Linked DNA regions of Mus musculus: region 2 is linked to region 1. Evidence: chromatin loops called from intact Hi-C (ENCODE). Cell type or tissue: left cerebral cortex. All regions are shown on one strand. Each heading gives the region's core, and the rest is flanking DNA. Links, peaks and the distances in the headings are about the cores only.

Region 1 (16,518 bases), core at 8,519-16,518:
TGAGAATGATGGAGCTGTGGTCTTTGATGTGACCGGGTCAGGAAGCCTTGTAGATTGGCTGTTGGCTGTCATACATGCACCTGTCCATCTAGGCCCCACCTCTGTTGGAGCCTCTTTCCTCTCTTCAGCTGCTCATGATTTCGTAGACTATCAACTTTCTTCTTAGTAGTTTAAGATCTACCCAATTACCTCTTCCCTACCTGGTCCTTTACCTGTTTAACAGCTATTATGAGCCTGTCTCAGCTACTGCCTTCTGGAAGTTCTCACTGGATTCCTGTGGGACACCACACCATTCTTCTGTGTGCCCAAAACCTTAAGACATATTTCTGTTCTGACCTGTCTCACCTTATGTGGACTTTTGTAGTCCCCTTCACACTGCCATGGGAGTTAGGAAGTCTGTCATTAATCCCTTTGTTATTGCTACTTATCTGGCACTGATAGAGCCTCAGTAAGTGGAGAACTAAATTGCCACTAAGCCTCTTGACCCAAGATGGTGCCCACAGATGTCTGCAGAGACCTTTTCTGCTATTTTCCTCTTGAACTCAAGACAGTTCCCTTCCTGGGAGTTGGAAGATTGCTAAGTCTTATCCACATTTATCAACAGCAGACAGACCCTTTCTGGTATCAGTCATAATACAGGACAGGAGACGAGAAGTAGAGTGGAGTCTGGGTTGCCCGAGGCCACTGCCAAGAGGAATCGTGTGCTACCGTGGCTTCACATCAGCTCTGTCTGTCCACGGAGTGTGAGGAAAGTGCCAGCCGTCAGAAGAGTTGATCTGTCCCAGTTTAAGGCATGCAGCTCTTGTTAGAAGACTGAAACCAGTCAGAGACCCCGCCCACTCCAGTTCTTACAGCACACAATACAGTGTGTATGATGAGTATCCCCAGTGTAGACTGACCAGTATCTACTTATGAAAGCTTCCATAGTTTCACTTATCAGCTAAGTCATAGGTCAGCAATAGGCCAGTTTACTCTTCTTGGTACCCCCAAGATGATCCTATTCAAAATAAGCAGGATCTGAAGAGAATTAATGTATTTGGTTCTTCAAGATAGGATATATATTAACTATTCTGAAGGCCAGAATCTTTCCTGATCTATGGAACAAAAGTCTTTAAAATTACCCAGACATCTAGCAATGTGTTTTCTTCTTGATTATGAATGTTAATTCTTATGGTCCAACTGCACTCTCTCTCTCTCTCTCTCTCTCTCTCTCTCTCTGTGTGTGTGTGTGTGTGTGTGTGTGTGTGTGGTTTAGGTAGAAGTTACTTGCTAAAAAGTAATTGAATACAAAAGCTGCCTCCATCTCCTTCTGTGAAGAGATCTTGAAGGGAACTGGGTGTGAAATTCTTTCTCTGACCTTGTCCAAGGGTCTCAGAATACAAAATTGTCCCTATCCAATAGCCACAGACTTAGTTGAAAGATTTGCAGTATCAGTGACTCAGGCCTGTGTTGGGCATCTGTCAAAGTAGAGGAGTCATTGCACTTGTGAGCATGAGGCTAAAGTGGGAGGCTGTAGTTTCCTGATAGGTCAGTATTTCATAAAGACTAGAGTTAGGAACCCTGCTGAGATGAACAGATGGCAGAAAAGTTGCATTAGGAGTTTGTGATCTTCATAAGAACTCTAAGACAGGCTTAATAGCTCTGTGTTTTGAAATAGCATATATTAGCAGAGCAATACTAGCTTCAGTAATAAACGAATCTCAAAGTATCTGTTGCTTAACACAACAGAAGTCTATATATTTCATCCACACACCAGGTGTTACTGTAGGTGTGGGCATAGCTTTCCTCCATAAGAAGTTCCAGGGTCCTGACTTCTTGCAACTGTTAGTCTGGGTTTCTCAGGCATCAGAATTTTCTGCTTCAAGTCAAGACAGAAAAACAAACAAACAAGCAAGCAAGCAAAAAAACCAAACCACTTCCTAACCCCCTTAGGGCTTATAGGTGACATTTCATTTCTACTCACATTGTATTGTTGAGAAGTTGTCACATGGCCCCATGACATGGGTATTAGGAAATACAGTCTCTAGTACAGAAAGTAGTGTTAGGAAAAAAAATCACGAATAATCTCAGAGTCTCACAAAGGAACAAACAGAGTGAAAGCAGCTCAGCAAGGTGGGGATGGAAGGGGGGAGGGTGTGGATGAGTCAGAATCCACCTACTGGGGCAGCAAGCACACAGGGGCCAACATGGCTCCTGTTGTTCATTTGACATAGGCCATGATTTTGTTTCATTCCATTGGTGGGAGATGGACTTCTATAAGATGGTTAGCTAATCAGCCCAAAGGGGAGGGCTCAGGAAATGAGTCCTTGTCAGATGGACTATCTTTGATTAAACACACACTCGCCTTGCACCAACAACCCCAGAAATTGTTAGACCATTTATCACTGTGGCAATTTCCAGAGGGAAAAACCATTTAAAAGAAGAACAATTTTGGTTCACAGTTTTGGGTTTCAATCATGATCCTCTAGCTCAGGAAGATCGTGGGTGGAGGGTCTAGTGAGACCAAGCTGCTCGCCTCCTAGCAGTCAGGAAGCTGAGCTAATGGGTCAGGGGAGGAAGGGTTAGTGGGTAAGGTTATATGTTCTTGTTACACCCCTGGGGACCTTATTCAACTGGGATTCCATTTGCTAAGAGTGTCCTCACACTTCAATAGAGAGTTCTCACGGCCTGATCCCTTCCTAAAATTCACACCTGAACTCTGATGCTTAGGGGACCAAACCTTCTTATCATCTTTCATATCCAAAACAGGACAGAGAAGATGCAGGCACTAGTGTTGGACAGGTGCCAGAGCTAACTGAGGAAAATGTAGAGCTCGGCCCTCACTCAGGTCCCAATGTCAATCCTTAATATTGAAAATTTTAAAAAAGATGATGAAGAAGACGACGAAAACGATGATGATCACCACCATCATACGGAAGAAGAGGAGAAGAATTATCACTTCGTGTGGGGCTCACCCAGTTCTGCATTTTGAAGATCTGAACTTTGATAGCTGTCACTTCTCAGCATTGGGGAATCCCTGGGCTTGCTTTCTTCCTGTGAACAGCGTTCTATCTGGGCTTGAGACTGGATCTGCTATGATCAATTTGTTGCCATCTTGGGGCTGAAGACAACACACAAAGCACAACCTGACCTGGGTGGAGGAAATGTGACCCTGGAGTCTGGGCAGAGCACACTAGGAGCCTGACATACTTCTGGGTCTCTAACTCCACTGGAAAAGCAATTTTCTCATTATTGAAGCCACTTTGACTTAGGAATGTCTGTTATTTGCAGATAAAAACTACCCTAATTTGTGCCACTCCAGCATACACAGATATAAAAACAAATGCCCCAAATCTACCTTCTCTGACCAGTCCTTGTGATCTGAAACACATGTTGCCTTTCTTTGGAGATTTTTCTTTCTGCCAGAACTCACATATCTCTGGAGAAGGAGAAACACGAGAAGACACAGAGAAGGAGAGGAGGAGATGGCAGAGGAGGAGGAAAAATGAGAAGGAGATAAAGGGTTACTTAGATTTTGTTCAGTAATTTATTCAGCCTTTATTAACTGTTAGGCACTTGGGTCTGGGAAGCTATAGGATAGAAAAATCAATAGATCTGGGTGGTCCTTAAATAGTTACCTGTTTTAATGAGGAATAATTATTTAGGCTGTTATCTTCTTGGACTCCCTTGTTTTCACCACGAGGCCCCCCATGGCACTTGGATCAGCCCCACCACAGATATACACATCAGCTACATCTAGATGGGCTCAGAGAGAGGGAAAAGACTTGGCCCCAGGCCCTGATTCAAGGATTCTTAGAGAGCACTGTGGGCTCCACTGTCAGAGCGAGCGAATGATCCTTTGCAACTGAGATTCAGGGGAACCTCTTTTCTGCCCTCTATTTTCTCTTCCACTTTAGAAAGGGAGAATTTGAAAGAAATAAACTCACACTCAGGATGGTGAAACCAGAGCTCAACAAGAGAAAAATATTTGAAATGTCAAATCTAAACAGAATAGTTCTTTATTTCATAGTTTTAAAGTTGACAAACAAAATTACATGCATTTGTCCTATACATCATGAGGCTTTGAAATACACATGCGTTGTTAAGTGCATTATTTTGTACAGTTATCCTTTTGTAGTGAGAACACATAGCATCTCGCTTTTCCAAGTATTTTCCACGAACACACTCTATTGTCATTTGCTGCCATTATTATGCTGCCAGTAAATCCCTAACTTGCTTCTCCTGCCTGCTCTCCATTTTTTTTCCATTAATGTTGTAATGATCTGAACACAAAGTTCACTCCAGAAACCTGGGCAAGAACTGACTGGTCCCTTGGGTGTCCCCTAGGAATGCTCATTGGTGAGGAGGTGGCACCAAACCAGGGTCAAGAATGAGCAGACGTGGAGAAAGCTCAGGAAAGCTGTGAGCGCTGACCGACTCAGTCCCTCGTTCACTTCATTCTCGATATCTACATGTGTTGTTTACATGAACTCTCGGAAACCCAGAAGATAAGTTACTTGGTTATTAGAGAGGTACATTAGATGGCCGTTATGATTTCAATTTTATGAACAATGAAGTGGCGTTAGAGGAAAGTTAAGCTTTTACCCCAAGTTAAAAATGATCATTGAAAACTGGTCTAGGATCCTGATCTCACAGCATCGTAGTCTCTGCCCATGTGGTCTTCACCCCACTCCTGTGGGGGCCCATGTAGTTGCCCTGAACCTGAAAGAATTCTCAATGTAAACTTACCACTTTCCACTCACTCCATGTTATGTAGCCCAGAAAAAGACGGATGGGAATTCCAAGAACCCATAAGTGCTGGGGATACTTATGACTGAGAGAGGACCCAGGTAGGCTCGAGCATCCCACATCAAGCATCCTCTAATGGAGTCTTCTCTGTCCTGTCATGCACTCAGTGTCTGTGGGAATATGAGAGAAACACGAACAGTACTCCTGATACTAACGCAGCAAACAGTCAGAAGGCAACGGAAACACAAAATCAGTGGCACTTTAGGTGAATATGGTTAAAATGTAAGCAGCAGCAGAAACCCACAAAGGAAAGATTGGAGTGAAGTCAGGAGGAGGAGGGACTAAGGTGAGGAACCGAAGGATGGGAAAAGCCAAACTGGGGTAAGTGAGAGGACAGTTAAGGCAGAAGGACCTACATCAGTCAGCTCTGCAGCAGCAGGCAGGCTGGAGAAAGCTCCACACTTATATTCAGTTCACACACACACATATACACCACACACACACACTATACACACATATACACCACACACACACACACACACACTATACACACATATACATCACACACACACACACTATACACACATATACACCACACACACACTATATACACATACACACACACTATACACACATACACATCACACACACACACACTATACACACATACACACCACACACACACATACCACGCACACACACTACACATAAATACATAAATATCATTACGCCAATACCACACATACACACACCACATAAATACACACATATCACATACACACATATAACACACACATACACACCACACATAAACACACACATACCACAGACACCACATAAACATATACATACCATACACACACATGTACAACACACACACACCATGCACACACCACACATACACACACACACACACACACCCTGCAAATTCCATTTTTGTTTTTAAGTCTGCAAAGAGGAATTCTGACAGTTACCATGTAGAACGGTGATAGGGTTAAAACAGACTGTACAAGATCAGCCCTAAAATAATGTTCAGTATACAACAGTATACTGAACATACAGTATACAACAGTCTCAACACTTTCAGCCACCTGAAACTTTCTGATCCATTTTTGGTTTGGTTTGGTTTGGTTTGGTTTGGTTTGGTTTGGTTTGGTTTGGTTTGGTTTGGTTTGGTTTTTCAAGACAGCTTTTTCTGTGCACCCAGCTATCCTGGAACTTGCTCAGCAAACCAGGCTGGCTTAAAACTCACAGAGTTCTGCCTCCACCTCCCAAGGGCTGGGACTAAAGGCATACATACCACAACTGCTGGGCTCAGCCCATAATTTGTAATCACGGACATAAGGCGGCATAAGTCTTCTAGGTATAAGACAGCGTTTCTTTCTGGCTTATTGCTATCTTTGACGAGTGGATGTAACGGTACTTCTCAGGCATAAGGGGAGAACTTTGTTTTGAAAGACTGCTGATAATAGCAATACCTTAACAAAGCTGAAGTGAATGGGCTGGAGGGGTGGGAGTTCTGACACGGAAGTGTAAGATGAAAACAGAGAGAGTATATGTACTTCTGAAATCATTGGGAATTCATTTCAACATCCATAGGAGCATCCACCTGAGAGGAACTCTAGCGGAAATCAGAACCCTTGCAGGTATGACATGATGGATCAGCTATGAAAAACAGGCTAACAAAAGGAAATGGAGGCATATCTTTCAGAAGTATGTGCAAGATACTGTGAATAAGTCATAGGGTTTTTGTTTTGTTTTGTTTTGTTTTGTTGTTTGGGGTTTTTGTTTCTTAGTTTTTGTTGTTTTGTTGTTATTGTTATTTTGTTTGTTTTGGGGGGAGTTGTTGCTTTTTATTTTGGTTTGCTTTGGTTTGGATTTTGTTTTGTTGTTGTTTGTTTGTTCATTTGTTTGACAAGGTTTCTCTGTGCCCTGGCTGTCCTGGAATTTGTTCTCTAGACCAGGCTGGTCTCAAACTCAGAGAGACCCCAGAGATCTGTCGACCTCTGCCTCCTTCCCAAATGCTAAGACTAAAAGCGTGTGCCACCATGCCCAGCCTGAATAAGTATTTTCCAAGAAGGGAGTTTTGAATTCCAGCTTATATAGCATCTTCAACAACAAATAGCACATTTTCAGAGGAGCAATGAGGCAAAGGGAGGAGACTAGGTCTTTCAGCAACTTGAAGGGGGAAGGGTAGAAGACAAAGGCTAAACCTAGTTAAGGAAGGCTCTGCTCTTACCAGTTCCTGGCCATCGAGAGCCTGCAGTTGTATTTGCTGATCAGCCTTTGTACCCCATGGAACAAGGCCGGAGCAGCTTCGGTGATTTTAAGCACATCTATGACCTGCATGTAGTGAATCAGTAAAACGTCTGCTTCTCCTCAATCACTCTCAGCCCAGCAGTCCTCCACATTTGAGGGAGGCAGATGACAGTTCTCTGCAGTGTTTTCCCCTAATGAAAAGTGGCTGTTAATCTCTCTGGGTGGATCCCAGTGAACACCTGTGTGAGCCAAACCTAGACTGTTCCCGTCAGCCAAATGGAGTTGTCAAAAATGATGCCACCAGTGCCCCCTACACTCTCCTTTGCTCACAGAAAAAGATACTAAATGGATACTTTAAAATATGTGTCAGCCCTAGATTAACTCGGGATCTGTATACAGTAGAGCCAGGACACTGAGTGAGTCCATTTTCTAAGGACTCCTATGACCACAAAACTTTCCCTGAGCCCCCTACAAAACCAAGGCATATCAGTCATAAGATGGCTCATTTTAATAATCTATAGACGATGAATAGGATGAATGCAAAGATATGTGACTTAAATGCAGGAGGCTGGGGCTGGCAGGTCTAAAGTTTGAGGTCAGCCTGATCTATATTGAGAGTTCTAGGTCAGCCAGAGCTACATAGTGAGATCTTGTCTAAAATAATAACAACAACAACAACAACAATAAGAACAATGACTATAAACATTGACAAGACACAATGACCTGGGACCCTGGGGGCACACAGAGCCTGAGTTGCCAGCCAGGGAGTATGCTAGACTCCCTACTCACTTGTAACAAATGTGTAGTTTAGTCTTCAGTCTCTGTTTCTTCCCATTGGTTCCTCTTCCCCTATCTGGACTGCCTGGTTGGGCCTCAGTGGAAGAAGATGTGCCTAGTCACAGGGTGGGGTGGGACCCAAGAGTGGCTTCCCGAGAAAGGGAGGGGCAATGGGGAGAGCGATATATAAGGGTGGGACTGACAAGAGAGGAGGGAGGGGACTGGGCTCAGGGTGTAAAGTAAATATAAATAAATAAATAAACAAACAAACAAATAAATAACAAGACACAATGAGTTCCTCTGCTTTCATTGCACAGGCACATGAGAGGATGTGGCTGAAGCAGACTTGTGAGAGGGTGTGTGATGTACGGAACGAGTATAAATGGAACCCTGCAAACATTGGAGAGGTCTTTCTTGCATTGCTACACCACGTAATGCTTCACTGGTCCTTGCTTGCTAGCCAGACAACTCTTTGCTGGTCTTCAGTTCATAGAGAAAAACATGCCAAACAGCGTCTTGTGGTATTCCGGCTAATTCTTGCATCTTCTGCTGACTCATGCAGATTTAGTGGAGCCCTGCAGTTTCTGCTGGACAGAGCTGCTGCTAATGATTTGTGTGTCCTGACAACAAAGAATGGAATCACCCCCAAAGAACTACTTCTAAACAGGTTCACATCCTTATTTTCCTAAAAACCTTCATTTTTTCCCCACCTCTACCTCTGGTCAGTGGGCTAGAAGGGAGGCTGAAATGTTTAAGAAACCTAAATAAAGTAGGTTTAGAGGAAAGCCTAAGCCTACAATGGTTCCTTTTTAGATGTGCACTAGAGTGAAGCCCACATGTGGGCCGCTGATGAGGAATTATTTTGAGTATGTCTGGGAGAGTGTTTTCAAAGGAGACTGAAAGGAGGGTCCCCTCTCACAATGGGGAAACCATCCAAACAGCTGAAAGCTGAACAGAACAAACACAGAGCCAAAAGTCTCTCCATTTTGCAGCTAGGGTATCCGCTTCCTCCCCTGCCCTCTGATATCAGAACTCTGGACCTTACCTGGTCTTTAGAGTGTAGGACTCTTATCTATGCCCTCCACCCCAATCCTGAGGCCTTGTGAGTTCAACTAAATAGTACTATCAGCATCCCCAGCTTTAAAATGTGGGTGACCTTAGTGGAGATGCCTAACAGTGGGGACATGAATCTGAAGTGGCCACCTAACACAGCCAGTCAAGACCCTCAGTGGAAGGATAAGGACACCAAGCCAAAATTTGCCCTGTCTAAAAGAAATGCAGGGACAAAGATGGAGTAGAGAATGAAGGAATGGCCAACCAATAACCGGCCCAACTTGAAACCCATCCTACGGGCATATGCTAATCCCTGACATTATTAATGATACTCTGTGTTGCTTGTAGACAGGAGCCTAGCATAACTGTCTTCTGAGAGGCTTTGCCCAGCAGCTTCAGATGAAGATACCCACAGCCAAACATTGGACAGAGGTTAGGGACTCTTATAAAAGAGTTGAGGGAAGTGCTGAAGGTCCTGAAGAGGATAGGAACCCTACTGGAAGACCATCAAAGTCAACTAACCTGGACTCCTGGGAGTTCTCCTGGGACTCTCCTGGGACTCTCCTGGGACTCCTGGGAGAGACTGAGCCATCAACCAAAGAACATACACATGGGCTGGAACAAAACTCCTGGCTCATATGCAGCACACATGTAGCTAAGTTTCCATGTGCCCACCCCCTACTCCCAGCAACTGGAGTGGAGGCTCTCCCTAAAGCTGAAGCCTGACTGTGGTATCCTAACCCAACAGGGCTGTCTTGTTTGGCTTCAGTGGGAGAGGATGTGCTAATCTGGCAGAGACAATGTGCCAGGGTTGGGGTATACCCAGGAGGAAATCTATCCTCTCAGCGGAGAAGGGGAGGGGGTATGGCGAGAAGCTCTCTGTGAGGGAGGGACCAGGAATCAGAGGCAGTCTTTGGGGTATAAATAAATAAATGGTGCATTTAAATTTAAAAAATTTTAAAGTTTGAAAGTGGAATTTCTCAGCCTCCCATATTGACATAAGGCAATTCCCCTAAATTAATCCCCACTTAGATCTACCACCAATTGATCAGTATGTCCCTACATGCTCCTTTAGTGAATTCTGAGGAGTTTACTTCCTTTCATCAGACTTTACTGATAGAACATCTGAATTCTCACAGTGCTAACGGGCCATAAGCTTACCTCTGTTCCAAGGCCAGTAGATGCTCTGTAAGTACCATAATCTTCCAAGTTAGACTTCTTTGGGTTGATAGGAACTTGGGTACAACAAAATAATTTCTACTATAAAAAAAGAATTCTTTCTCCATAAGCTCTCTTGTATCATCCAAAAAGATACAATTTAACTCTGAGCTTCTTGTAACAATCCCTTACAAAGATGCATACCTGATTAAATCACCATGCCACAGTTACATGCTAAGAAAACATTTCAATTAATTTATCTTCGTCCCTGTCTTGCTTACTCCCTGTTGACGGCAGAAAACAAGCTGTCAAAGTAATCTTTGAAAAATTAACTCTGAGCCCCTTAAACAGACACTTGAGGCATGCAGGGCCCTGCTCTCCCTTCTTCAACCGCATCCTGCTTCCTAATCTCTTCATTAGAATCAGGAAGACAGAGGGAAGGCAAATCTTGGGAGAAAGTGATGCAGTCAGCAGTGGTGACTGAGCCCGACTCCCACAGGTATATTTAGCCTGTAATCAGGAATGTAATCCAAGTCAAAGGCTGTAAACAAAATCAGAGCTTCTTCCAGCTCAAAAAGCTGGCTCCTTCACATTCCAGCTCCCCAGTGCTCGGCCCAAGCCCCTGGGCATTCCACTTCAAAAGCACACAGGGCCACCGCTCAGAACCTAGATTGTTCCAAAAGCCAGAGTCTCTTTCCTATGTTGAAAAGATGTTTAATGCCCCTTACTGCCGACTTCAATAGCGGTGTAACAACAGCGTGGCAACAGGATGAAAACACCCATAATCCCACCTCTCCAACACAGATACACGCTGGTATTTGTGAACCTCCCCTGGGGTTTGCCTCCACATTTTTAGAAATTTGCAGACACAGAAATGTGCATCGCTCTGTATTTTGCTTGTTATTTTCATAATCACAGTCTCTTCGTTCCCAATCCCTCCCTCAAGCCAAGGCCCCAAAAGGGAGGAGAGGAGAGTGGCTGGCAACAGAGCCGCTGAGACTTTAGACATGATGCTTCGGAGAGTCTAGTAGGTGGAAGGGCCCCCAGTAAAAGACATGTCGACAGCCTATGAATTCTGGGACTCGTGAATGTGACTTTCCTCAGTCAAAGAGCCACTGCAGGCATAAGTCTGTATGTGAAGATGAGGTCAGGGTGGGCCCTAAACGTCACGCCCTGTTCCTTTATAAGAAAGAAAAGATGAGGCTGGTAAGATGGCTCACTAGGTGGAGGCCTCGGGTGTGAAGCCCGAGGACCGAGTTGAAAATCAGCTCCCCGAAGAACTTGTCCTCTGACCTCTGTACTCCACCTGTGATATGCTGGTGCCCACACATAAAATAAAATAAAGAGCTCAGATGGAGGACTGGAAATCAAAGGTATGGAAAGTGTGAAGACGGGGCAGAGGCAGAATTTGAAACAAGACTGGTACTGGAAACTCCTTGGATCCTTGGAAACCAGAGAGGTGAAGAATTGGCTCTCAGAATTTCCAAGTTATGGCCCCGCCGACGCCTTTGTTTCAACCTCTTAATCCAGAAGTAAAGCGAATGCATTTCTGCAGTTCTAACCCACCAAGTTTGTCTGTTATGTTATAGCAGCCATACCCATTCAGAGGTCAACAGAGCTCATCATAGTTTCAAGGCAGGACTTCGTGGATACTTTGAGAATTCACCCTGCAAAGGCTCTTCTTTATCTCTCTGTCTAAGGCTCACAGGCACATGGCGCCCCCTGGTGTCTGGGTAGCCCAGGACTCACAGGCACATGGCGCCCTCTGTTGTCTGGGTAGACATTCAGCGACTGGATGATTTTTGATGATTCTGCCAGTCTTCCTCCTGAGTTACATGCTCTGAGCTAAACAGATGCTGGTACTAATAGCCGTGAAACCTGGGTTAATATGGAATCTCACTGTTCTATCTCATCCCCACGGACCAGACGCTCCTAATGACTCCTGTACTGCCGACCTGGGCATGAACTCAGCCCAGGGAATCGTACTGCCCACATTCAAGTCTAGTCTGACTTCAACAAACCTAATCTAGATACTCTCTCAGGGGCATGATCAGAGATTTGTTTCCATGGTAACCCCCATCAAGTTGAGAAGTAAAATTGCCATTGTCCAAGCGCGTTTGGGTTTCTAAAATAGCAAACTTCTTCTAAGTTATGTTACAGGTGACTCGGAGTCCTTAATGTCGCATGATAGTTAGTTTTATGAGGCAGATCCACTGAACAACTATAGGACTCCCAGACAGACAGGAAAACACTATTTCTGGGTGTGTCTGTGAGGGTATTTCTGGAATTGATCAGCTGAGTCACGACTGTCTTCCCCAGTGTGGGCGGGCAGCATCTGATACACTGACGGTCTGAGTAAAGCTGGAAGAGAAGCCATTTGTGCTCTTTGCTTGATCTGGGATGCCCATCATCTGTGCTCAGATGCCAACGCTCCTGGCTCAGGCCATCTCTAATTAAAACAAAAGAACTGGAATGTTGTTTAAGATGCCGTAGTACCGAGCCCCGAATAGAATTTCAAGTTACCAAAATAAAAACAGGGCTGGAGAGGTGACTTAGCAGAGATCTGAATTTACTTCCCAGCACCCATGTAAAGATGCTCACAATGGCCTGTGACTCTAGTTCCAGGGGATCAGAAGGCCCCCTTTGGTTCCAGAGCATTCGTCTTCTCTCTCTCTCTCTCTCTCTCTCTCTCTCTCTCTCTCTCTCTCTCATTCCCTCTCACACACAGTAAATCTTTAAAGTTAAAAAAGAACAAAAGAATTCCCATAAGTGCGTTATTAGTAAAAAAGGATGCTTGTTTTATAGCTGTAGACAAAATACCATTGCAATTTTTTTTTTCCTTTTCAAATGAATGGCAAAAAGCGAGACAGTTTGGAGAAAGCTAACACACTAAAGTAAGAATCGCTTCATGTCAGTTTTTGGATGCATGGGCCTGGTGTGGTTGTAAAAATTGATTCAGGAAGACAGATAACCTGGGACTTGGCATGCTCTCCTTCCCCAGACTTGGCAGGTTAAGAGGGCTGACATGCTGCAGGTAAAAGGAGCCAGCAGCTCAGATCCATTACTTCCACTAGACACAGGTTTCCTACACTGTTTTGTCATGCCTCCCACCGAGTCAGCTGTGACGGGGCAGGGACATACTCTAGGGACATACGTTCATCTCAAGGAGACCCAACAGCCTAAGGACCATGAGTATGCTGACCAGATTGTATCAACCTGACACAGACTTAGACATATGTGGGAAGAGGGAACGTCCACTGGAGGGTTACCTCCATCGGATCATCCTCTGGGTAGGTCTGTGGGACATTCTCTTGATTAATGATTAGTGCAGGAAGGTCCAGGTCACTGTGGGTGGTGCCACCCCTGGGATGGAGGTCCAGGGTGGTATCAGAAAACAGGCTAGCCAGTAAGCAGTGCTCCACTGTGGACTCTGCCTCAGTGTCTGCCTCCAGATTCTGCCTCTGCTCCTGCCCCGACTTCCCTCTCCGATGGACTGCAATTGAAACATGTAGGCCATATAAACCCTTTCCTCCCTAGCTGCTTTTGTTGCGGCTTCCGTCATAGCAACAGAAAGCAAAGTAGGACGATGGGAGACACGGGAGTCTGGGCAGGCGGAGGATGGGAGGGTTCAGTCGTAGGGGGCAGACACAAGAAAGAGATGCACAGGAAAGCAAAGCAGAAGGAAGAGAAGGAAGCAGGGACGTGCTGTGTGTTCCCGCCTGCATTTTAAACCCACTTAGAAGATGCTGCTCCGAGCCTGGCAAACTGAGGCATGACCGGAAGCGAGGTGGCTTCTTGCCTCTCACTATATCCCATCCCTGCCGTTACCCACTTTAAAACACTGGTTGATTTCTAAATAAGTCACTAAGTCATTGTCTCCCCTCCCCCAACCGACCTGAGGTGCCATAGCGTAGCGTTCATTATCCTCCACATCACACTGTGGCTGAATCCCCCAGGGCTGCCAAGGAGGTTCTTCTTGGCATCATGTGAAGCCATGTTGCTTTCACATGTTGGACAGCCCCCACGAATCACCGCAGGCGATCCTGACACTTTGCCCCTGCATCTTTGGGAGAGTGCAAGTTGGTTATTCTTGATGGATAGCCGATGTTGAGGGTCTGCTAGTCTGGACTGATCAGGAAGGCACAGCATGTCAGCATGGACGTTTCCTGAGAGGACCGAGGGACAGAGCCACTTGCAGTATGGGCATGCTTTCTGCTCCTTGACCGCCCCGCTGTCACCGCCATCTCCCCAACATGGAGGATCGAAACCTCTAAAATCTTGAGCCTGAATAAACCTCTCTTCCCCTAAGGTGTTCACTTTAGATTTTTAATCACAGCAGTTCAAAAATAACTAACATGCTACCCCTCAGTAAAAATTAATAGTGAATATTCTGTGCCCACATTGTACTTTCTTTCCATTTCCTGCGGTTTCATTTTAGACTCTGAGATTCCCAAGATTTGGATCAAGCAGCGCATGCTCCTTGCCACATCTAACATAAGCAGAACCAGCGCTAGAACAGGAGCCTGGGGCTGGGAGACCTGCCTTCGTAGCCATGGTGCCTGGGACTGTAACTAGCACATCACTGACGCTGCACAAAGTAATATGAAATGAGCGAGCCGAAACTGCTGGAGCAGGCTCTAAGCTGGGTAGCTCATGAGGCCGCAACAAAATTCTATGTCTGCGGAAGCTGCAGAAACTCGGCTGCTCCTCGAAATTCTTCCTTGAAACAAGCAGCAGCTGTCGGGATACACAGTGCCCAAGTCACGTTTTGCACTGTTCAGACTCAGATTTACTGACAGATGTAAAATAGTCCGTGTATGTGGCCAACACCATCGAGTCCCACCGTGATAGCTCCGCTGTTTAAAATTTACGGTTTCTTCTCTGTAACATCTGCTATCCCTCCCTCTATTCTAGGCTGTTGTTATCATCCTAAAACATTTATCTTCCAGTGACGAGTATCTCAGAGAATGGCTTGCTGTGCCTTCCCAAGCTGACTGTTTTCTGGTCTCTGCCCTTCATGAGTAATCGACGTGGTTTAGACAGCTCATCCACACTGATTTCCAAGAGGAAACATGTCCAGGCCAAAGTGAGCCCCCCTTTACTACGGTAAGGGAAAGCAAGCCCCAATTTCCCCCCAGCTCAAAGCACCATATTTTTCTCATGATTTGAGGAGAGAAAACTTTTCCTTTTTTGAGTGAAAAGTCTGTTTTCTCTCTGGCTACATCCTTGCATACAAATCCCCTGCAAATTATTTTTCAAATTCCAAGGTTCATTAATTTAATTGAATCTGTTCCTAGTTTTTAATTAAATCTGCACTTCTCCCAGTAACCTTTGGAGAAAGATAGAAGCCACATTATCATATTGGAAAGAACAGGATCGCAGAGCAAGACCCACACGAAAGCGAACAAGAACAAAAAGCACCAGGCAGGTTTTCGTACAAATTTATTTTTTGTACCAAAAAATTAACATTCAGAGACAATGCTTTTATTGTACAGTATAATAAAATAACTTTCACTAAATTAAAAAGTGGATTGTTTTTTGGCTGATAAACTATAGTACATTTTCTATGGGAAAAAAAAGAAACAAAATTTACAATTTGTAGCTCTTGTAAAAAAAGACACCTGTTCAATAATTGCATAAATACTCCTGACAGATTTCAGTAGCCTATTATGTATCCTTTTTGGCTATGTCAGCTCCTAAAGTCAATTAGCTTCTAAATTTGAAAGGCACCTGGTGACCAACATCCTACTTATTATTCAAGGTATTCATTTTATTTTTATTTATTTATTTTGCTTGCATAGTTTTGACAAGTCTGAAGACTCTATTAAGTTAAAAAGAATAAAGAAATAAACTACATGTGGTCACCAGAAACAGTATTCTGCCCCCTTAGCTACGAGTACCTTCAGGGGAATTACAAAGTGCACCAGTTAAATACATCTGTACATTTAAAACATTAAATATGTCAACAGTGAGACATTTTTAAATATTTTGAATCAAATACTATAGCACAAATATAATTTACAAAACTTTGCACAGAAAACATTACACCTGAAATATAACTTTAGACATTATATAAAAATACATATATTTTTCTCTCCTCATTAGAAAAAAAGAACTTATTTGCAGGTCCCAGCGCAATGTAACAATTCAAAAGAACTTAACCCTTCACACTATCATTTCTTTGCAATGACATGGCATCCTCTTAATTTCAAGGTTCTCAGTGGCACATGTCCAGGGGTTAGACCCAGAGACTGTGACCCCCTTCCATAGCTCACGTGTAAGTTTTTCATAAGCATCGGAATACCTCTCCCAATCTGGTTCAATTCTAGGAAATCATTACAAAATTGTAAAACCGTTGTGTAATCACCATGAATCTAACATCACCTATGGACTTTACATATACACAACCTGTACAGGCTCAAGAGAGAGGGCTGTGAGTTTCATACACCGTGGGCCATGTCTCTTAGTAGTCTTACACATGTATAGACATCATCCATTTTTTAAGAAGTTTCCAAACATCTAGGACATCCATGCTAATGTTCC
Region 2 (16,518 bases), core at 4,638-12,637, 71 kb before region 1:
GCAAAGATAGTGATCTCCCTTACTGATGCTCAGAGCATGAGTGATACCTATCCCAGCGCTGAGAGACATGGAAGTCACTCCATGCTGTCGGGTATACTAGCAAGGGTTGAGGCTTGTCTTCCTATAGACATGAACTTTTGTTTGCATGCCTCATAAAATATGGGGGGAAAACCCTATGCACTGAATCACGTTTGAAGTACTACTTATAAAGCTCTATTTATCATTTCAGACACCTGGGCGTTTACACATGATGACATATCTAAACAGAAGGCACATTGTAAAACACGTGTGAACAATCCACATTGTCTTGATGCTTATAAGGGAAAGGGGAATAGCTTAGGTTGAAAACTGAGTTTAAATCAAAGTCTTTAAAACAAGTAAGTAGGCTTCTCTCTCAGTCCCTCATGATTTTAAACACTTCTGAAGTTGATTGTTGTATTTAAAAAGAATTCAGGTCCTTTTTTTCCCCCCAGAAGATTTAATCAATATATACCTAAATATTTAGTGTTGAACTCTAAGAGGTCATGTGTGTTAGTCAGATTTCTGTAAGTATAATGAAATATCTAAGGCATATGGCTTTATATAACGAAATGTTTTATTTGAATCACAGTTAGGTGTTCAAGGACATGTTGGTAGACAGTGGTGGGACAAGCGAATGACAGGTCAGACAAGAAGAGGACAGATGGGGCCAAGTTTATTCCTTTTAAAACATTTCTCTCACAAGAATGGCATAAAATATAGCTGGATCCCCTGGTGACATAAAGAGATATCTCTATGTTCCACCTCCCAAAGGTTTCAGGACTTCCCAATAGCATCACCATGGCCTGTGATCTCCAGGGACCTTTAGAGACATTCCAACTACCCTCATACCACAACACTGTAAGTTCACCTCTGTGTAGTCCAGTTTCTTATTCTGCAAAGACAGGGTGACTCTTCATAACCATCTCAAAGACAGAACTGATTCTAGAATCTCTGTTGTGCTGTAGAGTTCCCAATTGGTGTGAGCCACAAATAAAATTCCCAATCATCATCCACAAAACAAATTCCCAATCCATGTCACCCTTGGACATAGCATCTGATAAAGCTCTTCTGCTTTGGTTAAAATGACAGTTGCAGACAGTAAAGCAATTGATCCCTAGAACAAAACAGTTTGATTCTCATTATCCCTGCCTTTTCTGTGCCATGGGCTGCCAGTGATGGAGACTTGGGGCTAGCTGTGGACATAAAATGGAACAGTTCTCATTCCCTTCCCTGACATACTTTCTGCCCTTTCTCCTCCATATGTTGTAAGCAGATGGTAGACTGAATGCAGAGATTCAGAGATGTCCTCTGCCTACCCCCACCCCTGTCCCCAAGTCCCTTGTCTGTCCTGCTTCCTCACTGACCTTACAAGTTGGATAAATGATAAACTAAGATCACCTTTCATGACTGAGGGTATCAGGCATTCCTTGGCCTAAACATGTATGCTCTGTGGTTTCACATTAAGAATCTTGGATACTGTATAATTAAAATGTGATCATAAACTCGTATGAACTGGTTAGCCTTCTCAAAGACTGTAAACCGGGCCGTTGGTAATAATCAAAGAATTGATAGTTGACATATTGTGAATATGTGGGGAAATGAGCTTGTGACTTTTGAGAATAATATTGATGTAGACATGATGAAAATGTACGCTTCCCTCAACGGAGTACTGTTTCTGGCCTCCTTTGGCAATGTTGATAGAATGTGACAGTTTTATAAAAGGTTGTGATTTGGTTCAAACATAGCAATTTTAGATTATTCTCTTCCCTCTTCCAGGGTAAAGACACAAGCAAGGTGCCCATTGATCTGTCACACATCCCACTGAAAATGTCTGAGCTAATGAAGTGTTCAGGCTCCAAGAGATTTGGAAGTTGAACGGCGCATTAAGGATCTTTTCTCTTTGGAACCTGGCAACACAAGGAGCAGTTATTTCATTGTCAGATAAAGCTGCTGCCAATATTCTCTAGTTTCTATAGGACTTGCTGGTTCAAAACACCTTACAGAGCAGCAGGTTTTCATATGAGGGGTTCATACATGTTTCCTTTGGTTTGACTCTTCCTCCACTTATGTCTGTATCCCCTTTCCCTGCTGGACCCCTTCATTCTTGGCATTTCCTCCTTCCTCTTGATTCTCCTGTCTTCCTCGCTCTCTTTCCTCCTTTAAAGCCTCTTTGTTGCCAGTCTCTTTGTCCCTTTGTCAGTTTCATGGTCTCTGCCACTTTCACTCCCATTTGGATATAGAAATTTATCAGTTAGAAGCAAGAATCTACACTTGAGAGAGAACTTACAATAATAAGTAGTTTTTTCAGCACGTGCACACACACACACACACACACACACACACACAAAACTACAACATGCAAGCACTTAACAATAATGTCAGCACATTTTGGGAGGTTATACTATGCCAACATAAGAAATTATCTTCCCGACCTAGAATTGGAAAATTATAGCTATGGGCCAAATCTGGCCATTCTCATTCACTTGTGAATTATCTCTTTACCTGCTAAAGTGACAGAGCTGGTTACCATGGAGACCGTGGCTCATGCAGCCTAAACAAGGAGTGAGACAACCATCTCTGGGAATAGTTGACAAAGCTCTGATCTAAACCAGAGGTTCTTAGACTGCTCTTGCTGCTTCTGACCCCTTCTGAGTATAAGTGGCAAGCAAATCCTTTCACAATACAGAAATAGCTAAACCTCTCTTGTTTCCCCCAGTCTTTTCTTCTGAGCAAGCACCACTTTTTGTATCTGTAGATTCCAGCGTGCATTGGGTCAGGCCAGGCAGGTGTGCTCACAGAGAACTTAAAGGATGTTGGAGCCAAGGCATGCTCCTGTGGCCACAGCCCAGTGACCATTCTTCATCTGAGCAGAAGCTGCAGGGAGGGAAGATTGTCCCTCCTGTACCATAGCCATGGTAGTGTTTCTTAACCTCTACTGTTGTGGGGTGGTGATCTCCTCCCTTGCTGGTGGGAGGCGAGATAGTCTGTGTCTAGAGACATACTAGGAGTGAGTCACACCAGAGTCTCTGCCCTGAATCTGTTTCTTTACCCTGTTAATGATTGGTAAACACTTGTCTGAATTGATTTCTTTTTTATTCAAACATCTCAAGTTGTTTTAATTTCTCTGCACACATGCCGATTTGTCTCATGACCCCTTCCTACCTTCCTATTTCCTTCAATTCCTCTTTCACACCACTGAATCACTTCCTTTATAAGAAGCAGCCATCTGATTGGGAATCAGTCTCACATGCCTTCTAAAAAGGAGGGTTATTACTGATAATTAAAGTCTTAAAATAAACCTTCCATTAAATTTGTTAGATGTCCCTGTATCTTCCAACACATACACACACACACACACACACACACACACACACACACACACGAGATATTTTAAGAGATTAAAGGGAAATCTACAGGTGGGTTGTGGTGGTGCACACTGTGGTGATTTGAATATACTTGGCCCAGGGAGTTGCACTATTAGGAGGTATAACCTCGTTGGAGTAGGTGTGGCCTTGTTAGAGGAAGTGAATCACTGTGGGGGTAGACTTTGAAGGTATGACTAGTGTGGAAGAATCAATCTTCTCCTGGCTGCCTTCCAACCAAGACACAGAACTCTTAGCTCCTTCTCCAGCATCATGTCAGCCTGCATGCTGCCATACTTCCTGCCATAATGATAATGGACTAAACCTCTGAAACTGTAATCCAGCTCTAATTAAATATTTGCCTTTATAGGAATTGCTTGAGTCATGGTGTCTCTTCACAACAGTAAAACCCTAACTAACACAGAAGTTGGTACCAGGGACTGGGGGATTGCTATGATTGGCCTGACTATGCTTTTGTTTGAAAGAATGTGGATTTGGGGACTTCAGATTTGGGATGCAGTAGACTGCTTTAAGTAGGACTTAATGGACCATCTTAGTAGGCAAGCAGATCTCTGTATTCAAGGTCAGTCTAGGACAGAAAAAGTTCCAAGTAAAGAACAACGTAGGTCCAGGCATGCTGGTACATAACTTTAATCTGGGCCATACCTTGTGACTACATAACGACAATCGAAGAAGAAAGGCTTCCTTCTTCGCCTGTTTGCACTTGACAGCACATCTATTGGAACCCACTTCTTCAGGATTTCAGCTTCCACAGAAGACCAGCTGAAACACCTAGCCTTGTGGAACTGAGAAACTATTGGACTCTTGGACTTTTCATTCACAGATGCCCATTGTTGGGTTATCTGGGCTGCAGACTGAAGACCAAAATGCTGCTCACTTTACCTTGGAATCCTTCCCCATATAGTGCTTGTATTAGTTTTCTTTGGGTGTGAGTTTCTGAGCCCCAGAAGCCAGGAATTGGGAGACCCAGGAGATATTGCTAGTGTGGCTATCAAGCAGTAGGATGTCCAGGAAGTTGAAACTCTGTCAAGGATGACCTATTCCCAGCCAAAGGTGCTAACATCCACGAGGAAAGATGTTCTTATCTTTATTCCTTGGCTGGCTCCCATTATCTGGGAGAGAACCATCGATATCAAATACTGTGAATGAACAGTTCAGGCAAATACCAAGATTGTACTGACTGTTTGCCATCAAAAAGTATGTGGTGTTCTTGAACCTGTTCCTGGAGATGGTGGAGCAGCCCTTCGCAATGGGAAGCATGGCAGCATCCAGACAAACACAGTGCTGGAGAAGGAGTTCTGCATCTTGATCAGAAGGCTGTGAGGACAGTCAGCTAATGGATGGAGCACAGGGCCCCCAATGGAGGAGCTAGAGAAAGTACCCAAGGAGCTAAAGGGATCTGCAACCCTATAGGTGGAACAACATTATGAACTAACCAGTACCCCGGAGCTCTTGTCTCTAGCTGCATATGTATCAAAAGATGGCCTAGTCGGCCATCACTGGAAAGAGAGGCCCATTGGACTTTCAAACTTTATATGCCCCAGTACAGGGGAACGCCAGGGCCAAAAAGGGGGAGTGGGTGGGTAGGGGAGTCAGGGTGGGTGGGTATGGGGGACTGTTGGTATAGCATTGGAAATGTAAATGAGCTAAATACCTAATAAAAAATGGAAAAAAAATTAATTAATTAAAAAAAAAAGAAGGCTGTGAGGAGCAGACTGACTCTTCTACACTGGCTGGAGCTTCAGAGTTCACCCCCACAGTGACACACTTCCTCCAACAAGACCACTCCCACTCCAACCAGGTCATGCTTCCTCGTGGTACCACTTTCAACAGGCCAAGCATATTCAAACCACCACACACACCTTTAATTCTAGTCCTTGGAAGGCAGAGGAAAAAAGATCTCTGTGAGTTTGAGGCCAGCCTGATCTACAGAGCAAGTTCTAGGAATGCCAGAGCTACACAGAGAAACCTTGTCTTAAAAAACTAAACAACTTAGGACTGGAGAGATAGCTCAGTGGTTAAGAGCACTGGCTGATCTTCCAGAGGCCTTGAATTCAATTCCCATCAATCACTTGGTAGCTTACAAGCATCTGTAATAGGATCTGATCCCTCTTCTCATATGCAGGTGTAGATGCAGATATAGTTCTCATATACATTTTAAAAACAAACAATAAGAATGACCACAAAACAAAATCTATAAATTATTTGGAGTATGTAGGAATGTTTTATGATAGTGGGTCTTCTTGTTGAAGGATGGTTTCCTCTGTGTATGATTTTGTGATTTTGTTTTTGCTTGCTTGTTTGTTTAAGCTTTATTCCAGAACATAGTTTTAATTTATGGGAAAAAAGAAGAAAGGAAAATAAAAAAGACTCCCAGATTTCATGCATTATTATAGTTGTGTAGACAAATATACTATCATATGGGTGATGAATCCCGTCATCTGCACATGCTTTGAAAACAGTGATGGACATGGAAGAAAACAGAGCACTCACTGGGTTTAAATATTATATTTGGGGTTCATGAACACTGGAGCACCTCTTTGTATAATTCTGATTACTTTCTGGCCAGATAATCTGCTGAGAAACCCAATTCAGACCAACTGTCCCCACCTGTCAAAAGTTTTAAAATTGCATTCCTGATTAATCATTGTGGAAACTAAACTTTCTAGTTGGTGGGGTTTCTATTTCATCTATGGCAAAATCTAATGAGAGAAGATTGTTTCTCAGACAGCATCAAATCTACCTATAATCTTACCCTCTAGTACAGTGGTTCTCAACTTTCCTAATGCTGTGACCCTTTAATACAGTTCCTCATGTTGTGGTGACCCCCCAACCATAAACTTACTTTTGTTGCTGCTTCATGTCTGTAATTTTGCAACTGTTATGAACTGTAATGTGAAGATCTGTGCTTTCTGGTGGCCTTAGGTGACCCTTATGAAAAAGTTGTTTGATTCCCCAGAAGGGGACTGAGAATCTCTGCTCTAGAGCTAACATGAAGAAATGTTACTAGTTGTTTTTCTGTAGCAGTGGAGAGACACCATGACTAAAACAACTTATAAAAGAAAAACATGTATTTGAGAGCTTGCCTATAGTTTCAGAGGGCTAATCCATTCCTATCATGGTAGGAAGCACCGCAGTAGGCAGGCATGATGCTGGAGCAGTAGCTGAGAGCTCACATCTTATTAGCCTATTAGAAACAGAGAAAGAAGTAGGGTGTGGCATGGGGCTTTTGAGAATTAAAAGCCCACCCACAGTGACACATCTTCTCCAACAAGGCCACACCTCCTAATCCTTCCTAAATAGTCCAATAACTAGCAACCAAGTATTTCAACTATATGAGTCCTTAAGGGCCATTCTCATTCAAACCACCACAGATGTTGGAATAGCCAGTCTTTTAAACGCCTGACAGGAACTTTCATCGCCCCATGCACATCTCAGCGGGCTCCTTTTAGTTTACTCAACATTCTTTTACACCTTATGCCTATCCCTTTCTCTGCTCTGGCACCTTCTGCATCCATATCTGCATCTCATGACCTCAATAATGAGCAACACTCGACCAGATCTTATGATTTCACTCCATATTTGTGATGTTCCATTTGAAGGAATATGTTCATGCAGGTTGAATGGTTTGACTCATGGTGTACACTTTGTAGCTCGGGTGTCTTATTTTATATATATGAGCTTCTCTCTCTCTCTTTCTTCTTCTTCTTCTTCTTCTTCTTCTTCTTCTTCTTCTTCTTCTTCTTCTTCCTCTTCCTCTTCCTCTTCCTCTTCCTCTTCCTCTTCCTCTTCCTCTTCTTCTTCTTCTTCTTCTTCTTCTTCTTCTTCTTCTTCTTCTTCTTCTTCTTCTTCTTCTTCTTCTCTCTTCTCTCCTCCTCTTGCTTTCTGTATCTGAAAAACAATAGTACAAAGACCACATCTACTCCAACCAGGTCACACCTCCTAATAGTGCCACTTCCCACGGGCCAAGCATATTCAAACCACCACACACACCTTTAATTTTAGTACTTGGAAGTACTTTCTTTTATTTCTCCCAGAAATTAAAAATATGTTATGGAATAAAACTTAAACAAACAAATAAACCAGAACAAAAGCAAAAAAAAAAAAAAAAAACCATACACAGAGGAAAACATTCTTCAATAAGAAGACCCACTATCATAATACATTCCTACATACTCCAAATGATTTATAGATTTACTGTTTGTTTGTTCATCATTTCATGTGTATTGATGTTTAGCCTGTATGTCTGCCTGTCTGTGTGAGGGTGTCAGATCCCCTGGAACTGGAGTTATAGACAGTTGTGAACTGCCATGTGGGTGCTGCGAATTGAACCTGGGTCCTCTGGAACAGCAACCAGTACTCTTAATTACTTAGCCACTTCTCTGGACCCTAGATGTACTGTTTTGTGGTTATTTTATTTTAATGTACATGAGTGCTCTATCTGCATGTACACCTGCATGCCAGAAGAGGGCATCAAATCACATATTCTTTACTCATATTCTAACCCATTGTTACAGCTTTCTCTGCTTGCTTTGTCATTTGAGCCCTGACCCTCTCTCTCTGCCAGACTGTCCCCTTTGGCCAGTGGTAGCACTTCAAACTGGCTCTGGTATCCTCTTCCTAGGCCCCAAACACCCCTGCAGTTTGGGGTTAGTACACAGCAGTCCATGTGCTGACTTATATTGCACCAACCCCTGAAGCAGCAGTGTTCCAGTTCCTTACCAAAGGGAATTCCATCCATACTTATAATCAATTGACATTTTAAAAGCCTAGAAGTAGCTCAGATTATGAATTATTCAAACTCAAACAGCTATTTGGACACAGAGCCATGACAAAGCCGTGTCTAACTTGCAAATATCTGTTCTTTCTATTTTCTAACCCTTTGTCCTCGAGTCTGTATGAAGTTTCATTGTATTGATTTTATCATTCTAATGCCCTCCTTTATTACAGGTTCCCTCACTGGATATTCAATTCCCTCTGAAATACTTTAAATGTAAGTTTCAAAACTGAGATCAGATATGTTTACAACTTCAAAAGAGATTTCCTGGGCTGAGTTATAAATCTTTGAATAATGAGGTTTTTAATGAAACCAGGCCCAACACATCGTTAACAGTGGAGAGAAAATGGCGATCTTATAATCACTATTTTTTGGAGCTTAATGGAAAAATGCAGAATATTGAAAATGTTTTCTTATTATTACTTAATTTGTCAAAAACCCCACATCATTTATGCCACATTTTAAATGAGGTGGAATAGTTTTTAAAGATGCAACAGAGATCATTATAAAAAGCACCAGGAAGCCAAATATAGGGGAGAGTCATGGGAAGGAAAAGGCATTACTAAGCTCAATGTACAGTCAGGCGCCTGCAGCACACATCAGCTTAGTTCCTTACAGCAGTCCACAGGGGGACATAATGCGCACGTTAAAATGGGCTGGCGATAGGTATGTTGACAGCTTTGCCTCCGTAACCACCCATCCCTAGGCACCATCTGTTACATCTTCAGTCCTTTTTTTGTGAGTATCAGCAACAAGGGTAATTAAGCAAACGAGCGAACAGCTAAAATTGAAGTTCTCAGAAAGGAGAAAGAGTTTGCAAAGGCATGACAGTGGGGTGTCATTGTAGGATCAGAAACTGAACACCTGGAGGCTCTTGCCAGGAAAGGCAGAATGTACAGTGGCCAATGGGGGTGGAGCATGGGTGGAACCAAGAAAGCCCATGGCATCATGGTAGTTGTAGTAATAGGAGCCGCTGAGGACAAAGGGAAATGCTTCTGACTTCTTTATTAAAAGGAAACAAGGATGCACTCTGGAAAGGCAAAATGCCAGCTTATTACTTTGGTGGCGCACAGTCAGTGAGTCTTCGGGTCACAAATTTCCTAAGATTGGTGCTCCTTTTACCACAATTGGCTTAGCTGTCTGTGTGAACTGCAGTCGGAGCCTTCGTGTCTAGAGTGGCGGTGGCAATAGCTGTGCTTTGGCTTTGGAGCATGAAAGACTCTAGTGTGATCTGATTGAGAGCGGGGCTAAACGTCCAGGTTACATAGAACCAAGTTAGCTGGAGAGGAATACCAACCATGACTCCTAAGTGTGCGTGTTACCCTCCATGTTCCCTGTGCTGGAGCAATTACTCTAAATAATCTCAGAGTCTCGGGAGATGAACGGAAGAAAGCCCATATGCTAAGTGACATTTTTGATGGAGATGTTGGGACACAAAGGCCTTATGCTCCTTTGCTGGGGTATTTGATTACTTTTTGGTGGCAATGTCAATGTTTTGATTTGCAACGCATCCTCTATTTTTCACTTCTTTCTGTTCTCTTCTCCCCTGCACAACCACCAACCCCTACCCTAGTCATTCTTTAGACCTTAGGATTTGTCACTCTATTAACCCTGCAGTGTGACACTGACCTACTGTCCCCGTTCAAGAAGATGAGCTGGTTTGTGACTTGAAGTCTCACTGACTGTGCGCCACCATAGTAGTAAGCTGGCTTTTTGCCTTTCCAGAGTGCATCCTTGTTTCCTTTTAATAAAGAAGTCAGAAGCATTCCCCTTTGTCCTCAGTGGCTTTTACTACTACAACTACCATGATGCTCTGGGCTTTCCTGGCTCCATCCATAACCACTGTCCCCATCCTGGCCTTCTCTCTTGCTTCTCAGCCAGTCTTGTGCCAATAGCTAGCTTCCTGGTCCTTCTGTCTGCACCGCTGTCTCTGCTGTGCTATTTCTGGCCATACCCTTCCTTCTTAGGGAGTGTCACCTGTATCAGTGGCATCTGCATCGCTATGGGCAGACTCCTGAGAGAAACAACTAAAGGGTGGAAGGGTTTAATATGGCTCACGGCTTCAGAGATTCAGTCCATGCTTGGTCCCATGTGCTTGTTCATGGTGGTGGGATTGTATGACAGGGGTGCTATTCATGGCTGACCAAGAAGCAGAGAAGAAAAAAGAAGAGGCCAAGGATAATACAGCACCAAGAATCTTCCCTAGTGACCTACTCCATCAGCTTGGGTTCTCCCAAAACAGCACCACCGAGAGAGGACCAAGTATTCAAAATGTGAGCCATATCTTAAAGGAAGTAGAGTGGGCAGTTCAGGTCAAGTCCTAATTAGAGCCACAACATTGACCTTCACAAGTTTGGGTACCATTGTACTTAGACTTTGGCTTTTATCGTCTAGCAGGACTTCACCCCTACCAGCTGAGCTGTTGGCCTATTGTGTCCCTGTATCCTATTGTCTGTCTTGGGTTTTCTACAATGTCCTTCAGATGCTTACTCTCATCTTTGAAGTTCCACTCCAGTTGAAAACCATTGTTGCCTGAACCATGGTCATGACTGAGGCTCTTACCTAGTACCTAGTACCTAGTATAAGTTGCTAGCTGAATGTGGGTTCATAGCAAGTCACGTTCAAGAAATGCAGAGGGACTCAAAAGATTGGGTGTCCCAGCTGAGGCTGGTGGCACAAAACTGTCCCAAATTCATGGGCTCTTAAAATAGTTCCAATTAGTTTCAGCTCCCTGAGCAGACTCGGAGGCACAGTAATAAGCCCAACGATGTTTTCACACTGATTTAGCTAATAGATGTCAAGCTATTTGCTCTCGGCACCTTATTGATTAAGGCAGAAAAGGAGAACAGTGAAGAATCTGCGTTAAAATGCAATTCCATCAAGAAGGAATGCTCCTGGGTGGGAGGTGTTAGGTTTAAAGAAAAGGAATACTAGCTATAAACACTCATAGGAAAACTTCTAAATATCTCAGTCCACCCCCTGGGCACCAGAAACATGCTCCGGGGCATTTCTTTCTGCCTATCTTATGAACACAATAGAAGCTATGGTGTGTAGACCAGTTCTTTTCTAGAACATGACCAAGGACTCTTAGAAAGACTAAGAAGAGTGTGCTGAGCCACTGCATATGTGGGCCATGGTGCACAAGTCTACAGACATGGACAGCATAGTGAGGCTCTCAGTAGGTAGGGCTCATTCTCCAGGAAAGAAGTGTCAATCACCTCCTGCTGGAGCCTCTGAGACAAGATTCAAAGCAAGAGAAATTCATTGTAGAAAACATGTATGAGAGAAACATGAGGAGGGAAGGGTAAGGAGTAGCCTGGAAAAGTGGGAAGATCTCAGTGCTGTCCCAACCCAAGGAGGAAACAAGGGAAGGGAGGGAAGATCAGGAAGGCTGTGAAGCCAAACCTATGTATCAGATGGATGCTACGTTCCAACAGGAGCCTGTCTTAGTACTCCTGGGGTACCCAATAGGGAAGAGCACTGGCCTAACACAAACACATCAAGGCAAAGTGACCAACCCAGATTCTTAAGTGTTGTTTGCACATTTGTATTCTGCATCTGTCAGTTATGATTTCAGGTGGTTTGCCTATAGCAACAGAAATCCTGCAGGCTCAAACACCAAACCAAACCAAGCAAAGCAAAACAAACAAACAGACAGACAGACAAACAAACAAACACTAATAGGAAGGAAGGAAGGAATAAGTTAGTAAGAAATTACCTTTTATTTAGCAGTCAATAAGCAGCAGGTTCTTTATATCATTATCTCTAGTTCTCACAACTTTGAAAAATTATTTTGCCAATGAGGACATGTTTAAGGGCTAATGTGATTTTTCTAAAGCTATCCAGCTATCGTGTTGAATATACAGGTTTTGAATATAGCATACGCAGATAAAATTTAGTTGTACATATTTAAGCCATACAGTGTGGTAATTTGGATAAAGGTCCTCTGAAGGTTCGTGTATTAAAGACTTAGTCACCAGGCTGTGGTACTAGTGAGAGCCAATGGAGTCTTCAGTGGGCGGGGTTTTCCAGGATGAAGTTAGTAAGTCATTGGAGAAGTATATTGGTCAGGTCCCTGAAACTGTGACAAAACACAGAGGAAACAAGTGAAATAAAGGAATGTTTCCTTTGACTCATGGTTTCAGAGGTGTCAGCTCAAGGCTAACTGCCTCCTTTTCTTTAGGCCTATGGCAAGATGGAAATGTAACCAAAAGGCACAAAAGAAGAAAGCTGCCCACATCCTGGAAATGAGAAGGCAAAGCCGGGGATCAGAATCCTAACATACCCTTTGAAGGCATTCCAGGAACCTGGCTCTTCCAATGAGATTGTGTCCCCTAAAGCCCCTCCACACCCCCACACCTCCAGCCCACAGTAATGCCACCAGCTAGGGGTCAGGCCTTAAAAGCAAAAGCCTTTGGGAGACATTGCACAAATGAAGAGGAGCTCCATGCTTTTCAGTTCTTCCTTTGTCTCTTGTTTCCCAGAGGAGGTGAGCAGGCCTCCTGTGGAGTTTGTCTCCACTGTGATATAGGGTGTGATCGCAGGCCTGAAACAACAGGACCAAACAGCCAGAGATGGAAACCACAGGAGCTGAAAGCCCAAACATACCTGGCTGCTTTAAGTTGTTAATTTCAAGGTTTTCGTCACAGTGATAGAAAGCTAACCATGACGTTATAATAGTTAAAACAGTGTGAAATGCCAAGATCATATCTGTGGACTCCACAGTTAGGTTGCTTCTGCTTTGTCACACCAAGAAGAGGGTAAGAAGAAAGTAATTGTATCAGAAAGGAGGCCCACATAATAAACTTAATTCTGAATGTCCTGGCAACAAAGGAAAAGAAGAAGAGGCTGAGTCCCAAAGGCTTTCATTGGCTTTAAAAAACAATCACAGGGATGTTGGGGAGATGTCCCAGTTGGGAAAGCACTTGCCTTCCAAGCGCAAGGACCTAAGTTCAAATCCTGAAAAAAAACACACATAAGAGGCTGAACGGGAGCCTCAGCAGCAACGGTTGCCATCTGGGTTCCGGGACTCTGCGGGACCTAGGAAATTAGTCTGAACAGGTTAGAGGGTGCGCCAGAGAACCGGACAGCTTCTGGCACGGGCGGAAGCACAGAGCCGCTGAGGCAGCACCCTTGGCGGGCCGCAGACAGCCGGCCACCATCCGGACCAGAGGACAGGTGTCCGCCTAGCTTGGGAGGCGGCCTCAGCCTCAGCAGCAGCGGTCGCCATCTTGGTTCTGGGACTCCGCGGGACCTAGGAAATTAGTCTGAACAGGTTAGAGGGTGCGCCAGAGAACCAGACAGCTTCTGGGACAGGCAGAAGCACAGAGCCGCTGAGGCAGTACCCTTTGCAGGCTGCAGACAGCCGGCCACCTTCCAGACCAGAGGACAGGTGTCCGCCTGGCTCGGGAGGAGGCCTCAGCCTCAGGAGCAGCGGTCGCCATCTTGGTTCCAGGACTCCCTGGAACTTAGGAATTTTGTCTGCACAGGTGAGAGTCTGCACCACAGAAGCTGACAGCTTCTGGGAACTGCCAAAGCAACACAGCTTCTGAGAGAGGCCCTGTTTTGGGCCTTCTTCTTCGACCAGGAGGAGGTCCAAAAACAAGATATCTGCACACCTTCCCTGTAAGAGAGCTTGCCAGCAGAGAGTGCTCTGAGCACTGAAACTCAGAGGAGAGAATCTGTCTCCCAGGTCTGCTGAGAGACGGTAACAGAATCACCAGAAGAACAATCTCTAAACAGAGTCAACTATAACTACTAACTCCAGAGATTACCAGATGGCGAAAAGTAAACGTAGGAATCCTACTAACAGGAACCAAGACCACTCACCATCATCAGAACCCAGCACTCCCACTTCGCCCAGTCCAGGGCACCCCAACACACCCGAAAACCTAGACCTAGATTTAAAAGCATATCTCATGATGATGGTAGAGGACATCAAGAAGGACTTTAATAAATCACTTAAAGAAATACAGGAGAACACTGCTAAAGACTTACAAGTCCTTAAAGAAAAACAGGAAAACACAATCAAACAGGTAGAAGTCCTTACAGAAAAAGAGGAAAAAACATACAAACAGGTGATGGAAATGAACAAAACCATACTAGACATAAAAAGGGAAGGAGAAACAATAAAGAAAACTCAAAGTGAGGCAACACTGGAGATAGAAACCCTAGGAAAGAAATCTGGAACCATAGATTTGAGCATCAGCAACAGAATACAAGAGATGGAAGAGAGAATCTCAGGTGCAGAAGATTCCATAGAGAACATCGGCACAACAATCAAAGAAAATGGAAAATGCAAAAAGATCCTAACTCAAAATATCCAGGAAATCCAGGACACAATGAGAAGACCAAACCTACGGATAATAGGAGTGGATGAGAATGAAGATTTTCAACTCAAAGGACCAGCAAACATCTTCAACAAAATTATTGAAGAAAACTTCCCAAATATAAAGAAAGAGATACCTATGAACATACAAGAAGCCTACAGAACTCCAAATAGACTGGACCAGAAAAGAAATTCCTCCCGACACATAATAATCAGAACAACAAATGCACTAAATAAAGATAGAATACTAAAAGCAGTAAGGGAAAAAGGTCAAGTAACATATAAAGGCAAGCCTATCAGAATTACACCAGATTTTTCACCAGAGACTATGAAAGCCAGAAGAGCCTGGACAGATGTTATACAGACACTAAGAGAACACAAATTCCAGCCCAGGCTACTATACCCAGCCAAACTCTCAATTACCATAGATGGAGAAACCAAAGTATTCCACGACAAAACCAAATTCACACATTATCTCTCCACGAATCCAGCCCTTCAAAGGTTAATAACAGAAAAAAACCAATACAAGAACGGGAACAATGCCCTAGAAAAAACAAGAAGGTAATCCCTCAACAAACCTAAAAGAAGACAGCCACAAGAACAGAATGCCAACTTTAACAACAAAAATAACAGGAAGCAACAATTACTTTTCCTTAATATCTCTTAACATCAATGGTCTCAACTCCCCAATAAAAAGACACAGACTAACAAACTGGCTACACAAACAAGACCCAACATTTTGCTGTTTACAGGAGACCCATCTCAGAGAAAAAGATAGACACTACCTCAGAATAAAAGGCTGGAAAACAATTTTCCAAGCAAATGGTATGAAGAAACAAGCTGGAGTAGCCATCCTAATATCTGATAAGATTGACTTCCAACCCAAAGTCATCAAAAAAGACAAGGAGGGGCACTTCGTTCTCATCAAAGGTAAAATCCTCCAAGAGGAACTCTCAATTCTGAATATCTATGCTCCAAATACAAGGGCAGCCACATTCATTAAAGAAACTTTAGTAAAGCTCAAAGCACACATTGCACCTCACACAATAATAGTGGGAGACTTCAACACACCACTTTCACCAATGGACAGATCATGGAAACAGAAACTAAACAGGGACACACTGAAACTAACAGAAGTGATGAAACAAATGGACTTAACAGATATCTACAGAACATTTTATCCTAAAACAAAAGGATATACCTTCTTCTCAGCACCTCATGGTAACTTCTCCAAAATTGACCACATAATAGGTCACAAAACAGGCCTCAACAGATTCAAAAATATTGAAATTGTCCCATGTATCCTATCAGATCACCATGCACTAAGGCTGATCTTCAATAACAAAAAAAAAAACAGAAAGCCAACACTCACGTGGAAACTGAACAACACTCTTCTCAATGATACCTTGGTCAAGGAAGGAATAAAGAAAGAAATTAAAGACTTTTTAGAGTTTAATGAAAATGAAGCCACAACGTACCCAAACCTTTGGGACACAATGAAAGCATTTCTAAGAGGGAAACTCATAGCTCTGAGTGCCTCCATGAAGAAACGGGAGAGAGCACATACTAGCAGCTTGACAACACATCTAAAAGCTCTAGAAAAAAAGGAAGCAAATTCACCCAAGAGGAGTAGAAGACAGGAAATAATCAAACTCAGGGGTGAAATCAACCAAGTGGAAACAAGAAGAACTATTCAAAGAATTAACCAAACGAGGAGTTGGTTCTTTGAGAAAATCAACAAGATAGATAAACCCTTAGCTAGACTCGCTAGAGGGCACAGAGACAAAATCCTAATTAACAAAATCAGAACTGAAAAGGGAGACATAACAACAGATCCTGAAGAAATCCAAAACACCATCAGATCCTTCTACAAAAGGCTATACTCAACAAAACTGGAAAACCTGGACGAAATGGACAAATTTCTGGACAGATACCAGATACCAAAGTTCAATCAGGATCAAGTTGACCTTCTAAACAGTCCCATATCCCCTAAAGAAATAGAAGCAGTT

Evidence for each region. Hi-C counts contacts between places; a loop is a spot of excess contacts. Peaks named below come from ENCODE experiments on the same cell type or tissue, not always from the same donor. Only the 100,000 strongest peaks of a DNase experiment are listed, where the experiment ranks them.
Region 2: a loop joins it to region 1, with 2.5 times the contacts of the local background. A loop is called at or near these places in 9 of 42 quality-filtered maps.

What each region holds. Positions count from the first base shown.
Region 1 is chr14:78,262,046-78,278,563 of GRCm38, forward strand. It overlaps Tnfsf11 (tumor necrosis factor (ligand) superfamily, member 11), which reads right to left. Exons shown (of 5, transcript NM_011613.3): 5 at 15,401-16,518. Among named protein-coding and RNA genes, the nearest start is that of Tnfsf11, 38 kb to the right of the region's middle. In left cerebral cortex, for the core only: a CTCF peak has its summit at 11,712 (motif pointing left); DNase peaks (open chromatin) are centred at 11,733, 12,274, 13,021, 14,216 and 1 more place; H3K4me3 peaks cover 512 bases; H3K27ac peaks cover 1,491 bases.
Region 2 is chr14:78,195,111-78,211,628 of GRCm38, forward strand. No RefSeq gene overlaps it. Among named protein-coding and RNA genes, the nearest start is that of Mir1971, 12 kb to the left of the region's middle. In left cerebral cortex, for the core only: a CTCF peak has its summit at 7,864 (motif pointing right); DNase peaks (open chromatin) are centred at 7,892 and 9,106; H3K4me3 peaks cover 606 bases.